Linked DNA regions of Homo sapiens: region 2 is linked to region 1. The links are chromatin loops, found by intact Hi-C in ENCODE. Cell type or tissue: PC-3. All regions are shown on one strand. Each heading gives the region's core, and the rest is flanking DNA. Links, peaks and the distances in the headings are about the cores only.

Region 1 (4,401 bases), core at 123-4,122:
AATAACAGTGAAAAGACACCCAAAGAATAGGAGAAAATATTTGCAAACTACCCATCTGACAAGGAATTAATAACCAGAATATACAAGGAACTCAACAGTCAGAAAACAAAAAATTTGATTTAAAAAAATTGAGCAAATGATCTGAACAGACATTCCACAATAGAAGACATACAAATGGCCAATAGGTATACGATAAAATCTTCAACATCATTAATCATCAGACAAATGCAAATCAAAACCATAATGGGATATCATTTTACCCCTTAAAACAGCTATTATAAAAAAGGCAAAAAAATAACAAATGCTGGGATATAGAGAAAGGAGAACCCTCATACAACCTTGGTGGCAATGTAAACTAGTACAGCCACTGTGGAAAACAGTATGGAGGTTCCTCAAAAAATTGAAAACAGAATTACCATATGATCTAGCAATCTCACTGCTATATATATATCCAAAAGAAGGGAAATCCGTATATTGAAGATATCTCTGCACTCCCATTTTTATCGCAGCACTATTCACAATAGTCTAGATACAGAATCCACCTAAGTACCCATCAATGCATGAATAGATAATGAAAATTGTGGTATATATACACAATGGAATATTATTCAGACATAAAAAGAAGGAAATTTTGTCATTGCAGCAACAAAGATGGAACTGGAGGGCATTATGTTACATGAAATAAGCCAGGCACAGAAAGACAAATATCATGTTCTCACTCATACGCAGGAGCTAAGATAGTTGATCTCATGAAGATACGATGTAGAATGATGGTTACCAGAGGCTGCGAAGGGAAGTAGGGAGTGAGGAATGAAGAGAGGTTGGTTAATGGGTACAAAAATACAGTTAGGTAGAAGGATTAAGTCCTAGTGTTCAATAGCACAGTATGGTTACAAGTGTTAGCAATAATTTATTAGCTATCAGAATAGCTAGAAGATTTCGAATATTTGCAACACAAAGAAATGATAAATGAGGCGGTGGATATTGTAATTACCCCGATTTGATCATGACACATTGTATGCATATATCAAAATATCACATGTACCCCACAAATATGTACATTATGTACCAAAAAAAAAAACTAAAATAAGCAGCAAAAACCACTTCCAGCTAGCATGGTGCTTACGAAATGCCTAAGCTCAGTTATCAGCCAATGAGAGGCATTATAAGATCACCACCATAAAATGGAGGAACTGATGAACTGCAGTTTTCATCTTTAAAAAAATTTTTTGTCCCATTTCCTGTCTTTAGAAACTAGCCTCTGGGCTGGATGGGATTCCCAGCTTCTCCTGTAAAATGCAAAATTGAGGGCTCAAATTGTGGTTTCAATTTACACGTTTCACAGTCCTCTGAGAAGAGACTAAGGTTGGAGGATGCAGGAAGGCCTTAAATAATTCACCTTTTGACTCAAGTGCTCTGAAGATTCCCCAAGCATTTTTGGAAACAGAACACTACCTGGTTGAGACTGGGTTCAAGTACACCACACAGCTACGTTCTGGTGGTGCTCAAGGGGCAAATGCTGTGCTAAATACAAGTCAAGACTGGATTTTAGTGTGGCAAGGCGCATTAACTCAGAGGAAAAAGTGAGGATTTACATCCCACCTGCTAATACTGTGGGTAAACGGATTTCTCTCTCTGAATCTTTAATAGTCACATTTATTTTAATAGAGATGGTTAAGTCGAAAGGATGGTTACGATGATTAAATGAGCCAATAATGAAAACAGCATGTTTTGTAATAATAGAAGCAGCTCACCTTTATTGAGTCCTGTATCATACTTTACATCTATTACCCTATTCAGTACCCAAAGGCCCCCATCATTTGCCAGATGCGCGTCGAGCCGCACTGGGACCACCTACAGACGCTGGACCAGAGCCCACGTCCCTGCGGCTTTGGAGCGCCGCGTCTGCAGCGGCCAGCGCGCCTCACATGGCGGCTCCGGTCACGTCACACAATGCGGCTGCTCCGGGCGCCCACTGCCCAGCACCGCAGGCCTCCTCTGGCCGCCCCTCAAGCAGGTCGCGCAAACGCCATTCCGGGCAGGGGCGCCAGCGCAGCCAGCCAACCTCCCCACCAGGCGGCTCCCACCCAGGGCCCTCCGCGGAGGCCGCTCCGGGGCCAGGAGGCGGCTTCCAGGCTCGAGACCCCGCCTCCCAGGCCCTGCCCGCCCGCAAAAGCCTTCGACACACCTGCAGGGTCTCGGCCTCTGCTCCCGGCCCGCGCCGGGCCCAGGCCCCGCCCTTTGCGGCCCAGCCCAGACCCGGAGGCACCGGAGTCCTCTCCCCACCCTAGGGCGTAAGACCAAAAAAACGCCAATGCCAGAAAGAAGACACTGCACATGCGCAGAACGTTTCCCTAGCCCTACTCCAGAACTACGCTTCCCAGAAGGCCCGGCTGCGACTCCATCTTGGATGACGTCGTGAGGCGCGGCCGCCTCCAGCGGCCTGAGTGATTGCTGTCGGGTTTCCGGGAGAGGGCGCTGTCCTTGCTCAGTGATGGCCGGAGAGCTGCACCCTGCACGTCTGGGCTTGAAGACAGAAATCCACCGTGAGGTGCTCCAAGGAACACTGATGGGCAGTTTTGTTAAAGTGATTGAACTCCGTGGGTACAGGAGTACGTGGAGTAATGAAGGATAATGCCCTGTAACCGCTTCCTCTTAGGAATGCTAGCTTTCACAATTGTGCAAACGGTACGCGAAACGTAATAAACTACAAAATATGTATAAGCTAAAACAGAAAACGAGTATACCACTTCCCAAAAGCAAAAGCGCTTAATGTTAGGTGAACATCCTTCTCATGAATTTACACAAATTTTAACCTAATGGTATAGAGTATCATGACTATCATTTCACTAAGGAATATATATAGTCATCCCTCCTTATCCTGGGGGTGCATATCTATGGATTCAACTAAGCTCAGAATGAAAATACTTAAAAATTCTATCTTACTGAACATGTACAAAGTTTCCCCCTTGTCATTATACCCTAAACAATACAATAAAACTATTTACATAGTATTTACATTGTGTTAGGTGTACAATTAATCTAGACATAATTTAAAATATACAGGAGGAGGTGTGTAGGTTATGCAAATATCAGGTTATTTTCTACCAGAGACTTGAACATCCCTGGATTTGAGTAATCCAGGGAGGTCCTGGTACTAATCCCCCGCGGATACAGAGAGAGGACTTGGCTGTATATGTAAAACAAATTATATATTTCCTGGTCAATAACTTTATTACATTAAAACATGTAGAATCATCTAGAAAAAAACGTATATATTGTCATGTGTATAAACACACATATATATACATATAAAAATATGCGCACATAATACACACACACACACCACCTTTCTGGATGGGAAGTATTGAGGAAATAATTTAAAATAAAGCCTCTTGCCAACCCAGAAAATTCTCTCCACAGATGGAGAAAAGAACAAAACAGTTACATTATTGAATAAACATTAAACCAGACTGCGATGTGCGTCACAGGCAACCCACTAATGAGTTTATGAAGACAGGAAGAACTATCATTTTTTGTATTAGCCGGTCTGGTACAACGCATTCTATTTCCTCAAGGTAAAAATAACTTGTCCTCAAGTAAGATGACTGTACAGCAACATTTGCTATGCATAATTCATCTGAAATTCACCTGATAATTAGGGTAGCCATCAGTGTTAGTTAATTGCCATTATGCAAATGAAAAGTAAAGTTTCTGGTATCTCTATGACACGCAGGTAGTTAACCGCGGGTAGCCAGGAGCCTAGGAGTTTACCACAGAGGCAGGGAGATGGGGTGCAATCTTCCTTGATGCTTACATTTCAAAGACATGACCCAAGGCCATTAAGAAAGACCTTCCTGGGTTGTTAAACTAGCAAGAAGCTTATTTACTTTTTAAAAAGTTTTGCTATATCTCACAGGGACAGAGAAGGGATTTACAATTACAAGTTTTCTTAAGGAAATGCTGTAAGAAAAGAGAGGAGTAAAGGTCTTTTTCCCTTTTTGCAAGAAGGAAAATTCAGTTGTTTTATTTTTTTCTTTGAGACAGAGTCTGGCTTTGTCACCCAGACTGGGATGCAGTGGCATGATCCCGGCTCACTGCAACCTCTGCCTCCCAGGTTCAAGGAATTCTCTGCTTCAGCCTCCTGAGTAGCTGGGATTACAGTCGCCCACCACCACGCCTGGCTAATTTTTTTTGTATTTTTAGTAGAGACGGGATTTCACCATCTTGGCCAAGGTGGTCTTGAGCTCCTGACTTCGTGATCCACCTGCCTCAGCCTCCCAAAGTGCTGGGATTACAGGCGTGAGCCACTGCGCCCAGCCCAAATTTTTATATTTATATTTACCCTTAGAGAAACTATAAAATTTAACACAATTTCAATCAAAATTTAAATTAAAAAAT
Region 2 (4,401 bases), core at 265-4,264, 190 kb before region 1:
TAAAGTTACCAAAATCAAGACAGTGTGGCACTGGCATAAGTACGAACACATAGATAATGGAAATTAATTGAGTCCAGGAATAAACTTTTACTGCCCAGGATGCTATGTGTCACTGGTCAACTGATCTTTTTTCCTGTTTTGCTTTTGTATGTATGTTTTTCGGTTTTTGGTTTATTTATTTATTTATTTATTTTTGGTCAACTGATTTTTGACAAAAGTGCCAAGATACTTCAAGAGGAAATTAAATTTGGCATTAAAACAAATTGTATGTCCACAAATCATGTTGGGACAATTGTATATCCCCATGCCAAAAAAAAAAAATAGTAACTTAGACCTTTACCTCACACAATATATGAAAATTAAAGCAGAATGAATCAAAGACTCAGATATAAGAGCTAAAAGTATAAAATTTATAGAAGAAAATATAGAAGAAAAATCTTTGTGACCACTGGTTAGACAAAGAGTTCTTAGACAACAAAGCACAATTCATATAAAAAAAGTAAACTAGATTTCATTAAAAGTGACAGCTATTGTGATTCAAAAGATAACATTGAGACAATGAAAAGATAAGCCATATATTAGTAGAAAATATTTGCAAGTAATATTTCTGATAAGTCTCATAATTTGAATATATAAAGACTTACAACTTGGCCAGGCATGGTGGCTCAAGTCTGTAATCCCAGCACTTTGGGAGGCTGAGGCGGGCAGATCACCTGAGGTCAGGAGTTCAAGACCAGCCTGGCCAACATGGTAAAACCCCATCTCTACTAATAAAAAATTAGCCAGGTGTAGTGGTGGGTGCCTATAGTCCCAGCTACTCAGGAGGCTGAGGCAGGAGAATCGCTTGAACCCAGGAGGTGGAGGTTGCAGTGAGCCAAGATCGTGCCGCTGCACCCTATCCTGGGCAACAGTGAGACTCCATCTTAAAAAAAAAAAAAAAAAAAGAAAACATGCAAAAGACTTGAATGAGACATTTATCAAAGAAAATATACAAATGCAAGGGCCAGACACGGTGGCTCACACCTGTAATCCCAGCACTTTGGGAGGCTGAGGCAGGTGGATCACCTGAGGTCAGGAGTTCAAGACTAACCTGGTCAACATGGTGAAACCCCATCTCTACCAAGAATACAAAAATTACCCAGGCTTGGTGGCATGTGCCTGTAATCCTAGCTACTCAGGAGACTGAGGCAGGAGAATCACTTAAGCCTGGGAGGTGGAGGTTGCAGTGAGCCATGAAGCCACCACTGCACTCCAGCCTGGGTGATGGAACGAGACTCTGTCTCAAAAAATAAAGAAAATACACAAATGCAAACAAAGCAAACATCATTAGTCACTAGAGAAGTACAAATTAAACATACAATAAGATACCACTACATAATTACTAGAATAGTTATTATAAAAACAGACAATAACAAATGATGTTGAGGATATGGAGAAACTGGAACCCCTACAATATGGATGAAACTAAAACAATCATTTTGTTAAATAAAAGGAGTTAGACATACAAGACTAAATATTTATATGAATGTCTAGAAAGACTTTTTTTTTTTTTGAGACAGGGTCTCACTTTGTCTCCCAGGCTGGAGTGCAGTGGCACAACGTTGGCTCACTGCAACCTCTGCTTCCTGGGTTCAAGCGATTCTCCCACCTCAGCCTCCTAAGCAGCTGGGACTACAGGCACATGCCTCCATCCCCGGCTAAAGTTTACATTTTTGTTAGAGATGGGGTTTCATCATGTTGGCCAGGCTGAAAGACAATTTTATAGACACAGGGCAGATCAGTGATTGGCTGGGAGTTAGAGTGGGGACTGACAGCATATTGGCGTGAAGGAATGTTTTTGGGTGATATAAATGTAAAATTGGATTGTGGCGATGTTTGCACAACTCTTAAAATTTAATATATATCACTGAATTGTACACAGTGGATGAATGTTAAGTTACATAAATTATATCTCAAAAAAAAAAACTGCTAAAAAGCCAATGGAGACTGCTTTGAGCAAAAATGCCCTCTACAGAGTAATTTTTCAGACTCCATAAACTTATTGTTAGGTGGAGAGGGCAAACATTTCAGGAAGAGCTCAAAAGGTGTCTGCTGAATATCAGTATCAACTAAAATGGTGTTTTATGGTAATCTAGAAAGATAAGCCATTTTCAGAAGTGTCTTTTTTGATAACCCCTTCTCAGTGCTTTCAAGGGACAGGGCAATGAAGATCTTTTTCTCTCAGGCAAGGTAAAACATAATTATAGAACAACAGATAATTTATTAGCTTACTCATCCAAAAATGTACCCAAGTACACACAGCTGATGGCATTCAGCCTCTCTCTGGTACCTTTATTGTAAAAAAGTTTCTTCTCAGAAAATATGAACTCTATAACATCAGCTGTGTTGACTGAGAAGCCTAGAGGAACAGGATACTAGCCTGTATTCATCTCTTTACAGGTGACTAACACAGATAGGGGAAGGAGTTATATATTTCTCAATAAACAAATATTTGCTCTGGACTAGAACAAGGGAAAAATTCCTCCAGCTTAGTTTACTAAGAACACCTGAAGTTTTAGGACACTACTTCCACTCTAGTAGGAAGTGGATGAATGAACCACAAGCTTTATCTTTTCTTTCAATTGTACTTAAAACCTGCCTGGGGCCGGGCGCCATGGCTCATGCCTGTAATCCCAACACTTTGGGAGGCTGAGGTGGGCGGATCACAAGGTCAGGAGATCAAGACCATCCTGGCTAACACAGTGAAACCCCGTCTCTACTGAAAATACAAAAAAAAAAAAAAAATGAGACAGGCGCGGTGGCAGGTGCCTGCAGTCCCAACTACTCGGCAGGCTGAGGCAGGAGAATGGCGTGAACCCGGGAGGCGGAGCTTGCAGTGAGCCGAGATCGCGCCACTGCACTCCAGCCTGGGTGACAGAGCAAGACTCTGTGTCAAAAAAAAAAAAAAAAAAAAGTAACTAGGGCTGGGAATGGTGGCTCATGCCTGTAATCCAGCATTTTGGGAGGCTGAGGCTGGAAAATCGCTTGAGCCTGGGAGTTCAAGACCAGCCTGTGCAACATAGGGAGACGCTGTCTCTACAAAATAAAAAGTTAGGCCGGGCACAGTGGCTCACGCCTGTAATCAAGCACTTTAGGAGGCTGAGACGGGCAGATCACGAGGTCAAGAGATCGAGACCATCCTGGCCAACATGGTGAAACCCCGTTTCTACTAAAAATACCAAAATTAGCTGGGCGTAGTGGCGCACGCCTGTAGTCTCAGCTACTCGGGAGGCTGAGGCAGGAGAATCTCTTGAACCTGGGAGGCAGTGGTTGCAGTGAGCCGAGATGGCATCACTGCACTCCAGCCTGGCGACAGAGCGAGGCTCCGTCTCTAAATAAATAAATAAATAAATAAATAATTTTTTAAAAAAATAAAAATAAAAAATAAAAAAAGTTAGCCAAGTGTGAGTGTGCACTCCTGTAGCTCCAGCTACATGGGAGGCTGAGATAGGAACATTGCTTGAGGCCAGAAGGTCAAGGCTGCAGTGAGCCATGATTGAACAACTGCAGTCTGGCCTGGGCAAGAGACTGAGACCCCATTATCTTAAAAAAAAAAAAAAAAGTGTACTAGAAGTGTAGTTTAGCTCTGACATGACAACAGTCAAGTTCCCACCTTGGGGCTGAAAAATGGTCTATGTTTTTGTTTCTCTTATACTTTGTTATTTCTTTTTTTTTTTTTTTTTTTTTTTTTTTTTGAGACAGAGTCTCACTCTGTCTCCCAGGCTGTAGTGCAGTGGTGCGATCTGAACCTGCTTCCCGGGTTCACGCCATTCTCCTGCCTCAGCCTCCCAAGTAGCTGAGACTGCAGGCACCCGCCACCACGACCGGCTAATTTTTTTGTATTTTTAGTAGAGACGGGGTTTCACCATGTTAGCCAGGATGGTTTCAATCTCCTGACCTCGTGATCCACCTACCTCGGCCTCCCAAAGTGCTGGGATTACAGGTGTGAGCCACCGTGCCCGGCCTTTGTTATTTATTTCCACAATATGTTAATGGTCATTTATTATGCTAGATGTGAATACACTGATACAAAAATGTGAGTAAAGCCTTGGCAGTTTTAGCACACTATTACTTTCAGGTATATTCGTTTTCAGGTATACTCTTTTGTATGGGACTTTTTCTGTTTTTCATATACCAATTGAAGAGGTGGAGATTAGCTTCTGGCTTATCTGATGAACTTGAAATAGCCACCCCACAACAGGGAAGTGGGAGACAGATGGATTTCAGTGGGATGTCATTATGAAAAGCATATAACCTTCTCCAAATAATTAAAAGCAGCAACAAAAGACAAAAAGAAGAAAGCCATTTGAATAAAAATTAACCTTATAAATGCAATAAACATTTTAATTCCTTTAACAACAA

What was found. A loop is a pair of places that touch in the nucleus more often than their neighbours do. Peaks named below come from ENCODE experiments on the same cell type or tissue, not always from the same donor. Only the 100,000 strongest peaks of a DNase experiment are listed, where the experiment ranks them.
Region 2: it touches region 1 in a loop (9-fold over the local background); 1 of 110 quality-filtered maps calls a loop at or near these places.

Annotation. Positions count from the first base shown.
Region 1 is chr10:37,974,318-37,978,718 of GRCh38, forward strand. ZNF25 (zinc finger protein 25) reads right to left here and starts at 2,330. Exons shown (of 6, transcript NM_145011.4): 1 at 2,189-2,330. It overlaps ZNF25-DT (ZNF25 divergent transcript), which reads left to right and starts at 2,438. Exons shown (of 6, transcript XR_930830.4): 1 at 2,438-2,688. RefSeq lists enhancers at 1,214-1,303, 2,344-2,573 and a silencer at 1,894-2,303. In PC-3, for the core only: CTCF peaks have their summits at 2,469 (motif pointing right) and 2,668; a DNase peak (open chromatin) is centred at 2,354; H3K4me3 peaks cover 2,266 bases; H3K27ac peaks cover 924 bases.
Region 2 is chr10:37,787,338-37,791,738 of GRCh38, forward strand. It overlaps a transcript of ZNF248 not described here. Among named protein-coding and RNA genes, the nearest start is that of ZNF248, 68 kb to the right of the region's middle. In PC-3, for the core only: no CTCF peak of the experiment used is centred there; a DNase peak (open chromatin) is centred at 2,464; H3K4me3 peaks cover 715 bases; H3K27ac peaks cover 2,316 bases.